Linked DNA regions of Homo sapiens: all the other regions are linked to region 3. A link is a contact called in ENCODE Hi-C data. All regions are on one chromosome and are shown on one strand. The core of a region is the stretch at or near the end of the contact, and the rest is flanking DNA. Distances in the headings are between cores, read along the strand shown.

Region 1 (2,700 bases), core at 109-2,608, 3.1 Mb after region 3:
TGTAAGGTTTAAAATCCATAACAATTTATATGAAGTTCTAGTTGGTCAATACTGTGATCCAGTCCTCATACTGAAACAATGTTAACTTACTTAAAATCCACCACAAAATATTCAATTATTTGACAGATGTTTAACAGAAAGAATAAGGGATCATTAATGATTCCATTTAAAAAATATTTCATCACGAGTGCTACTTTTACTTCAGATTCATGCAAATATGGTGCTTAAAACTGGATCATATTTCAATCCAAAAACCAACGCCCGAAGTATACGGATAATTTCCAAGAACAGAAAAACCATAAATAAGATATAAACTCCCCCAAATTCAAAATAAATTACATAACTTACTCTGTTTTCCTTCTTTGTTTGTCCTCAAAGATGTCATTGAGATTGATTGCCACCTGCCCTAAAAATTTATCCAGACCCACCAGGGACCTGTGCATAACTATAAGGAAAAGAATGTATTTCTCTGGACTTCCCTGAATTAGCAATCCAGGTAGCTCGAAAGAGGCCTCCTCCTTCCAAACTGGCTCAAGGGTTTTCTCAGCTACAGAGGTGGAGTACTTTTCCTTGCCCAGCTGAATTATAGTGTATGTGTCATTGGTACCACTTTTGCCTTTTGGCTTCAGATCTTTGGCTTGGAGCACTGTGACCTGCACGTGGGTTGGAAACCACTTTTGGGCTTGCTCGGACAGCATCATCCTGTCCTGTTTCTCTGCCCCCGAGTTCCCTAGCACAGGCAGTGCCCCTCCCGGAGGGAGAGCCTAATTCCTTAATCACTGCATCCTAAGGACACTTAACGGAAACAGGCAGGCTCAGGGCTCCCCGACTTCCCTATGGCTGATGTCAAAACGCCTCGCGGGGGCAGCCCAGGGGCACGGCCGCTCCGGGGGTCCCCTTTCGTCTGGAGAAACACAGAGGCCCACCATCACCTGGCCGCGCCGTGCAGGCCTCTGCGCGGACCCCCGCCCCTGTCTCCACCTTCCCCAGGCCTGCGGGGCACGTGAGGCCTGGCCACACGGACCCGGGCGGAGGGCTGCGGGGGTGAAGGGAGCCCCCGCCCCAATTCTGCACCCCTGGCCTCCCGCCTGCCTCCTTGCGGCCGAGCAGCCTCCGCTGCCTCCGCGCCTCCCGCCCGCCCGGCGTTCGTCCGCAGGCTCGGCCCGGCTCCTCCTCCCGACCCCGGTAATACGAACCGCCGGCGGCTAACGCGGCCTCGCTCCCTCTCGCAAACCTCTCCCTCCTCCTCCTCCCCCTCGCCTCAGCTCCTCCTCTCGGGCGGGAGCGGGTAGCCAGGGGTGGAGTGGGGGAGGGCGGGGAACGCGGCCGCCCCGGCGCCGGCGGGACGTGGGGCGGGCAGCGGGCTGCAGGGCTGCGGGCGCTTGGTTCGGCCTGGCCCGGCCGGCGGCTCCTAACACCGGGCGGGCGGCTGCGGCGGCACTTCCGGGTTGGCCTTCTCCATGTTGGTCTCGGGAACGTGAAGGGGCGGGGCCTCGAGGTCAGGGGTCAGCACCTCCCTGGTTGCCGTGGCGACTGGAGGCGCGCGACGCGGGCGCAATGGCGGGGACCCGGGGCTTGATGCTGCTTGGGCCTGGCCCAGTGGCGGGTCCTAGGGACGTGGGTACCTGCAGAGGCCGGCAGGTGAGCCCTGGGGAGGGCTGGGGACCGCTCGTGAGAGGAGGTCATCAAAGACCCGGAGACGCCCCTAACTAGGGCGTCTTTGAGGGCAGGGGATCTGTGTTCGCTGTGTCCTGGATGCCCAGTGCCTGGCAGGAGCAGGTCCATAAATGGTGTTGGAACGAATCAGGCCTCTTCACTGACCGAAAGGAAACTTTTCTCCAATCTCCTATCCACCCTTCTCTTTTTGAAAAGTCCGTAAATTGACTGAAAATGACATCCCCCACCCAGACGAAGGGCGATAGGGAAGCAAATAGTTTCCACAGGGAGTAGAGATGTAGGGAGGCACTGGGCTGGCATCAGAAGACCTGGTTCCGGCCGCGCCTCTGCCGCTATCAGTGTGTGTGACCTTGGCCGAGTCATTTCACCTCCATGAGCCTCAGTGTTTTCACGAGTAAAAAAGCCAGTTCTACCTCATGTCTAAGACTCCATCACGACTCTATGGGCTCGACGTCAAAAGGACCCCCGTGGGGACTCACACTGTGGTGGACTGTGCAAATCATGTGGAGACCATGCCCCAAACACGGGTTTCGAGTTTCAGGGGATAATACATGTGCCTTTCCTAGCACAATGCGGCACATAAATCTCCTTTTGCCCCTCTATTTCTCAATTGGAAGAGACGCTTATGTACCACCCCATTGCTGTTAATTCTGTTCGTGTCTTACCTTCCCAAGGAAATTCTAAGTTTTGGGACTGCCTTGTCTATCATGCAGTCCCTTCATAGTGGCTAGCATGCAGCAGACAATTTACTGAATTACTTAATGCCTTTTTTCCCTTTACAAGACTAATTTTGAGAGTAAAACAATATGATACATGTAAATGCACGTTTTTTTAACTTAAATGGCCATAAACATGTAAAGTATCGTGTTTATTATTTTCAAGCAAGGTTTAAAACTTCTCATTCAAGGCAGAATTTTTCATCCCTGGGAGACAGTGTATGAAAAGGCCATGTGTGGAAAACAGAACAAAATCATCGTACTGCGAATATAGCATCTGGATCCCAGAGTGCACAGTTGTCAACTT
Region 2 (2,700 bases), core at 155-2,654, 3.4 Mb after region 3:
TATGAATTTTACAGAGCAGAGTTGTAAGCGGGGACAAGGATTTGCGACTGGGGCTGAGAATGATCTTAGCCTATAATTACAGACTTGTTAAATTTGGTTAAGAATTTTTTTCTGTACTTTTTGAGTACAGAAAGCTATGCAAGATGCTATACTAAGTTGCATACATCAAAGTCAAAGTCACAGTCAGAGGTTTGAGTAATAATGTCATATTTTCTGGACAACCAGACAGCTGCTTATAATCAAAACCCAAAAGATATATTTGAGCAGCTCGATGGGTAAATGTTTTCCATCTCTATTCCAGAATTTAAATTCCATTTTCATCGTATAAGGCTGTCTTATTTCCTATATTTTGTATTTGATTAGAAATAATTCCAGAAGCCTGAACTTCGTCTGATCTAAAATTAATTTCACTTGTATACTAATTATAAGCCACAATTATTTAACAATCTGAAGATTGTAATTTACATCATAATCAGAGTCTGTGACTTAAAAATAGTTACTATTTTCAAGCATGTTAACATCAACATTAACGTAAATATCCTATTTACTTTTATGAAATGAATGTGTTCCTTTTCTCAAAAAAGGTACAGAAAGGACAACTGAATTACAGGCCTGAGAGCGAATCCAGAAAAACTACTTATTTAGCAAGATTTTGCATGTATTCAACTGTTTTAATTAAAGAGAGTGTTCGTTTACTTGAGGCCTGGAAAACATTTTCCCAGACCCAAGATCCTGCATGGAAAGACAATAAACCAAGTTAACAGTTCAAGGCTCATTTTAAGTCGATTCCGCTGTGAGAATACTTACAGGGTCCAAGATTGCAAGAGGATGGGTCTAGAAAGGTACACCGTTCCTGCTTGGCTGCACAACCCGGAATTCTGCAGGCTTTCTGGCGGCAATGCCACACTCCAATCCCAAAAGAGAGAGAAGCCCCTCCCGGGCACAGAACTAAGCGCTGCACATTCCGGCGAAGGATGTCTAGCCTGCTGGCAGTCCCATTAACTGGAGCTGTTTTCCGGAATACAGCAACTGTAAACGTGAGCCTGTTTTCCCTATCGACAGCCTCCTCAATCCCCTCTCACTTTGACCTGGGTGGGACGGAGAACCCCCTCCACATAACAGGCTGGGGAGGCCGCTGCGACGCCCCTTTCGAGGAAGGCTGAGGGCGGCCCCGCCGTCGCTTCCGCGGCCCCGGGCCGGGGGCTTTTCTAGCCTGCTCCGGGAGGCTCGGCCGAGGAGCTATGAGGCCGCCCATGCCGCCTCCCTCGGCTGCCCACAAGAGGCCCTCCCAGACTCATCATGCCGGAGCCCGAACCGGCGGGTAACCAACCCTCCATAAGCCGTACTCACCTGTCAGGAAGTGGTCGCCCAGCAGCCATCTTAGGACCCCGTCAACATCGCGCCTTCTCATTGGCTCCTGCGTCTCAACCAATGGGCTGGGGCCGTTCTGGCCCTAGGGTCGCCTTAGCAACCGGCCTCCTGGGGCTTCCCTTTTTAGTCCGCCCGAAGGAGGTGGTTCCTTTCTTTCTTTTTTTTCTCTCTTTTATCTTGCCGTTTTCTCTTTCTTCTGAACATTTTTAAAGACTTTGTTCTTTCTTCATTCCCTGCTGTAGGCCAATGCGTCTGGGCAAGGAAAGGGCTGACATAGACCTTGAACTGAGAGTTGATGCCACCAGGAGGGAGAATCTTGCAGAGTGCTTTCTTTCTAGGCCCCTCTGCAAACGTCTTCATTCATTCATCCTTTCCCCTCACTCTCTTCCTTTTTTTTAATTTTTTTTCTTTCTTCACCTATTTATTGGGCGCCTACTTTGTACCAGGCATCGTGCTAATCTCTGGTTAGCAGAAAACATGCTGACTCTTGCTCTCTTGGCGCCTACCGTCTGGTGATGGGGTCCAAGGTGCTTCACTGACTGGACCAAAAGTTTACCGAACTTCTTTTTTTCTTATTTGTGGCAGGCACTGTGTTATGCCCAGAAGGGGGTGCTTGGGGAACATAGAAAATAAGGGGAAAAAAAAGAGAGAGAAAAGCACTGCGAAGAGGATAAAATACCCTATGGATAGGGATGGGAATAGGGCTATTTTAGAAATATTTGCATTTTCCGAAATACTGTTTTATAATAAGAATAACATTAAGTGTACCTATTTGCTAATTTTGTGATGATTATATAAGAAAAGCCTGGGCAACAGAACCAGACCCTATTTCAAAAAAAGAAAAGAAAAGAAAATACAGTAGGCTTCCCTCATCTGTGGCTTCTCTTAGCCTGATTTCAGTTACCTGGGGTCAACCAAGGTCCAAACACATTAAGTAAAAAATTCCAGAAATAAGCAATTCAAATGTTTCATTGCAAGCCCATTCTGGATATCCTGATGAAATCTGCAGTGTGAATCATCGCTTTGTCCATGCATGCTGTTAGGCTACCAGGTTCTTAGTCACTTAGTAGCCATCTTGGTTATCAGATTGAAAAACTATATGTGGGGTTCGCCATTATTCCAGGATTCAGGCATCTACCGGGGAGTCTTGGAAGGTATTCCCTGCGGATAAGGGAGGCTACTGTACACATAAAGACTTTAACATGTTACCTAGCCCACGCTAATTTTCAATCTCAGCTGTTTTTTGCTGTTAACATTACCAATAATGTCTTTCTTCAAAGCAAGCTAAATGTGTATAAAATTTTGCATTGCACTCAGTAATATATCTCA
Region 3 (2,700 bases), core at 40-2,539:
GATGTCCGGACAATTGGGAAAAGGCCTCTAATCTCCAAGTGCCTTGGAGTCATCCAAGTCATCATTGATCAAGCCTTGCAACCTTCCCTGCAAGTCCCTGGCTCTCTGCTTCCATGGCACAAGAATAGAGAACTCTTTCCTGAGGCTAATGGACACCATGCTCCTTTGGGTGCAGTCATCCCTTCTGAAGTCACAACATCTTTGTGGAAAAATTAACATCTTGAAGCAGGGCCAGGTGTCCACTAATCCTGTGATATGCCAATCTTTTCAGTTAGCTTAGGCTTTTATAATAGACCACAAGAGTAAGTGACTTCCTTCTAGGAGTTTCAGCTTTCCACCCTGAAAAAACTCCCTCAAAGATTTTTTTTTCCTTTTAATAAATTGTTCTGCCATGTGTCTGTTGCACGAATGGGTGCAAGTTCAAATGGGACCCCATAACTGGTGATTGTGAGCAGCTAAGGGGCATCACTAAAATACTAGATATTAAAGTCCAAGAGTATGATGAGGACAAAGAGTGGTTGTAAAGAAACCTAAAAAACAATGAGGGCAAACTTTATCTGTCTCACAATAGTTATGATAGCATTTAATGTTTCTGGTGCAGAAGTAATTTTTCTCCACTCTGCCTTGTGCTGGAATCAAAACAATATTCCTCAATCTTGTTAGGGAGTGAATAACTTTTAGGGAGAAGGTCTCAAATGGGAAGTGGTTTAAAGTTTATGAATTGCAAGAATACCTTTTGATATCTAAACAAAGTGTACTAAGGAATTCAACCCACAGAAGAGCTGATATTCAAAATCAGAATTATTAAAAATTGTAGTGGGGTCAGTGGGGGTTTGGGGAGGGTGAACAGGAGTGCATGAAGAGCATCAAAATAAGCACAAGTGATTTACCATTGGCTTGGTTTCTTCGGGGAATTTGAAGAATTCATACTTATTTATACGTTTTCAAATATTTATTTAAGTGCCTACAACATGTGAGGCATTTGGGAATGTCTCAGTTAACGTGGTACATAAGTTCCTTGCTCTAATAGAGCTCACATTTGGATGTCTTCTAATTCTGAACCTGAATGTAAGAGCACAATACAATCAATGAAGCAGTGAGCCCAGGAAGCCATGGATCTTCACAAGCCTCAGGAAAAGTCAACATTTAAAATTTTCTATTTAAAGTCCAAGGGCACAGCAAGCTCTTGGTCTATATGGGAAGGCCATGGACTACAATTCCCACAAGTCCGTGCGACCTCTCCGTTCTGCGCAGCTTCGCGGTATGAGGAAGAGGGTCCTGTCAGGCGCACTCTTGTTGCATCATCAGCGTGCACCTCCACGATGAAACAGGTCTGGGCTACAAAAGTATGGCCGCTTCTGAGGCGGCGGTGGTGTCTTCGCCGTCTTTGAAAACAGACACATCCCCTGTCCTTGAAACTGCAGGAACGGTCGCAGCAATGGCTGCGACCCCGTCAGCAAGGGCTGCAGCCGCGGTGGTTGCGGCCGCGGCCAGGACCGGATCCGAAGCCAGGGTCTCCAAGGCCGCTTTGGCTACCAAGCTGCTGTCCTTGAGCGGCGTGTTCGCCGTGCACAAGCCCAAAGGGCCCACTTCAGCCGAGCTGCTGAATCGGTTGAAGGAGAAGCTGCTGGCAGGTACTGCAGCCCGGGTGGGGACCAGGCTGAGGCGGTCGCTGCGAGAGGGGAAGCACATTAGGCTTTTTGCGACGCTCGTGATTCAAGAGACAAAAGGAGGGGAAAGGGAGACTGACCATTGAATTAGCTCTGGACAGGAATCTCGGGCATCTCGGGCTTGGACTTGCCCTGGCACGAACTCTTGTAGCCTACTTGGCAGTTGTAGTTCTCAACGGGAGGAAAAAAATCCCGTACTTACACAATAAAACCCTGCCCTTGGGCGTGCAGACCTGTTTTCTGTAATCTGATCGATCCCTCAGGAGGCTTTTGTTGGGTTCATGTGGATGAACCCCAAAAGGAAGTACTGGTTCTGCACCCCTAAAGTTGCATTCCTCAAAATGTATTGGAAATGCAGATATACTTCGTTAACCAAGACTTAATATAGTCGTTTTCACATTTTAATGGGCCTAACAATTACTTAGAGTCTCTTGTACAAATACAGATTCCTAATCCCTGCCCTGTCCGAGATTGTGATTCGGAGAGTTCGGGGTATTTTTAGGAAACTGCAATTCTAAATAGTTGCTCCAGGTGATTCCAGTGTAAGTAGTTTATGGACCACATTTGAGGAACACTAAATATAACTTGGCCACTAAGCTGAGAGTGTTCATTTTATTGATTCGTTTATTCACGTACACTGGGAAAATAGTAGAAAAGCCTAGAGAATCACCCCGTTAATCAGCTCGGATGATTTCACACATAAAGCATCCAGGATCCTTAAGTTCATTGGACATATACAATAAGCCAGGTCTGTGCTAGCCTATAGAGACTTGAAGATGAAAGATAACTCTCTTACCTTAACTGAGCTGATAGCCTAGTAATTTCTGCACCTTGTGGTGGTAAAACTAGTTAGTTAGGTTATTCAAGGCCCTCCAGAGTTTGGCCGTATTCTGTCTCGCCATTAAACCAGTAACAGGGACTTTCTTACATTGTTTAGTGTCCCATGGAAAACTTTACACTTTAAAAAAATGCAAAAACAAATTATTCTGATGGGAATTATAACTGACAGTACAGATTTAAGTGTTTATGG

Evidence for each region. Hi-C counts contacts between places; a loop is a spot of excess contacts on that map. Pooled maps may share reads with other maps.
Region 1: a map of CD8-positive, alpha-beta T cell shows a loop between it and region 3 (19-fold over the local background). The contact joins the promoter of CASC2 here to the promoter of TRUB1 in region 3. A Hi-C loop is called at or near these places in 2 of 168 maps with a recorded cell type or tissue (both CD8-positive, alpha-beta T cell) and 10 of 50 pooled maps.
Region 2: a loop to region 3 is called in a map of CD8-positive, alpha-beta T cell, with 21 times the contacts of the local background. The contact joins the promoter of FAM204A here to the promoter of TRUB1 in region 3. A Hi-C loop is called at or near these places in 3 of 168 maps with a recorded cell type or tissue (CD4-positive, alpha-beta T cell, CD8-positive, alpha-beta T cell and naive thymus-derived CD4-positive, alpha-beta T cell) and 6 of 50 pooled maps.

What each region holds. Positions count from the first base shown.
Region 1 is chr10:118,045,463-118,048,162 of GRCh38, forward strand. CASC2 (cancer susceptibility 2) reads left to right here and starts at 1,359. Exons shown (of 4, transcript NR_026940.1): 1 at 1,359-1,641. RAB11FIP2 (RAB11 family interacting protein 2) reads right to left here and starts at 1,479. Exons shown (of 5, transcript NM_014904.3): 1 at 349-1,479. The coding sequence starts at 701. RefSeq lists a silencer at 917-1,406.
Region 2 is chr10:118,340,920-118,343,619 of GRCh38, forward strand. It overlaps FAM204A (family with sequence similarity 204 member A), which reads right to left and starts at 1,405. Exons shown (of 9, transcript NM_022063.3): 1 at 1,351-1,405; 2 at 808-1,008. RefSeq lists enhancers at 1,210-1,709, 1,346-1,565.
Region 3 is chr10:114,936,906-114,939,605 of GRCh38, forward strand. TRUB1 (TruB pseudouridine synthase family member 1) reads left to right here and starts at 1,290. Exons shown (of 8, transcript NM_139169.5): 1 at 1,290-1,634. The coding sequence starts at 1,349. RefSeq lists an enhancer at 1,122-1,661.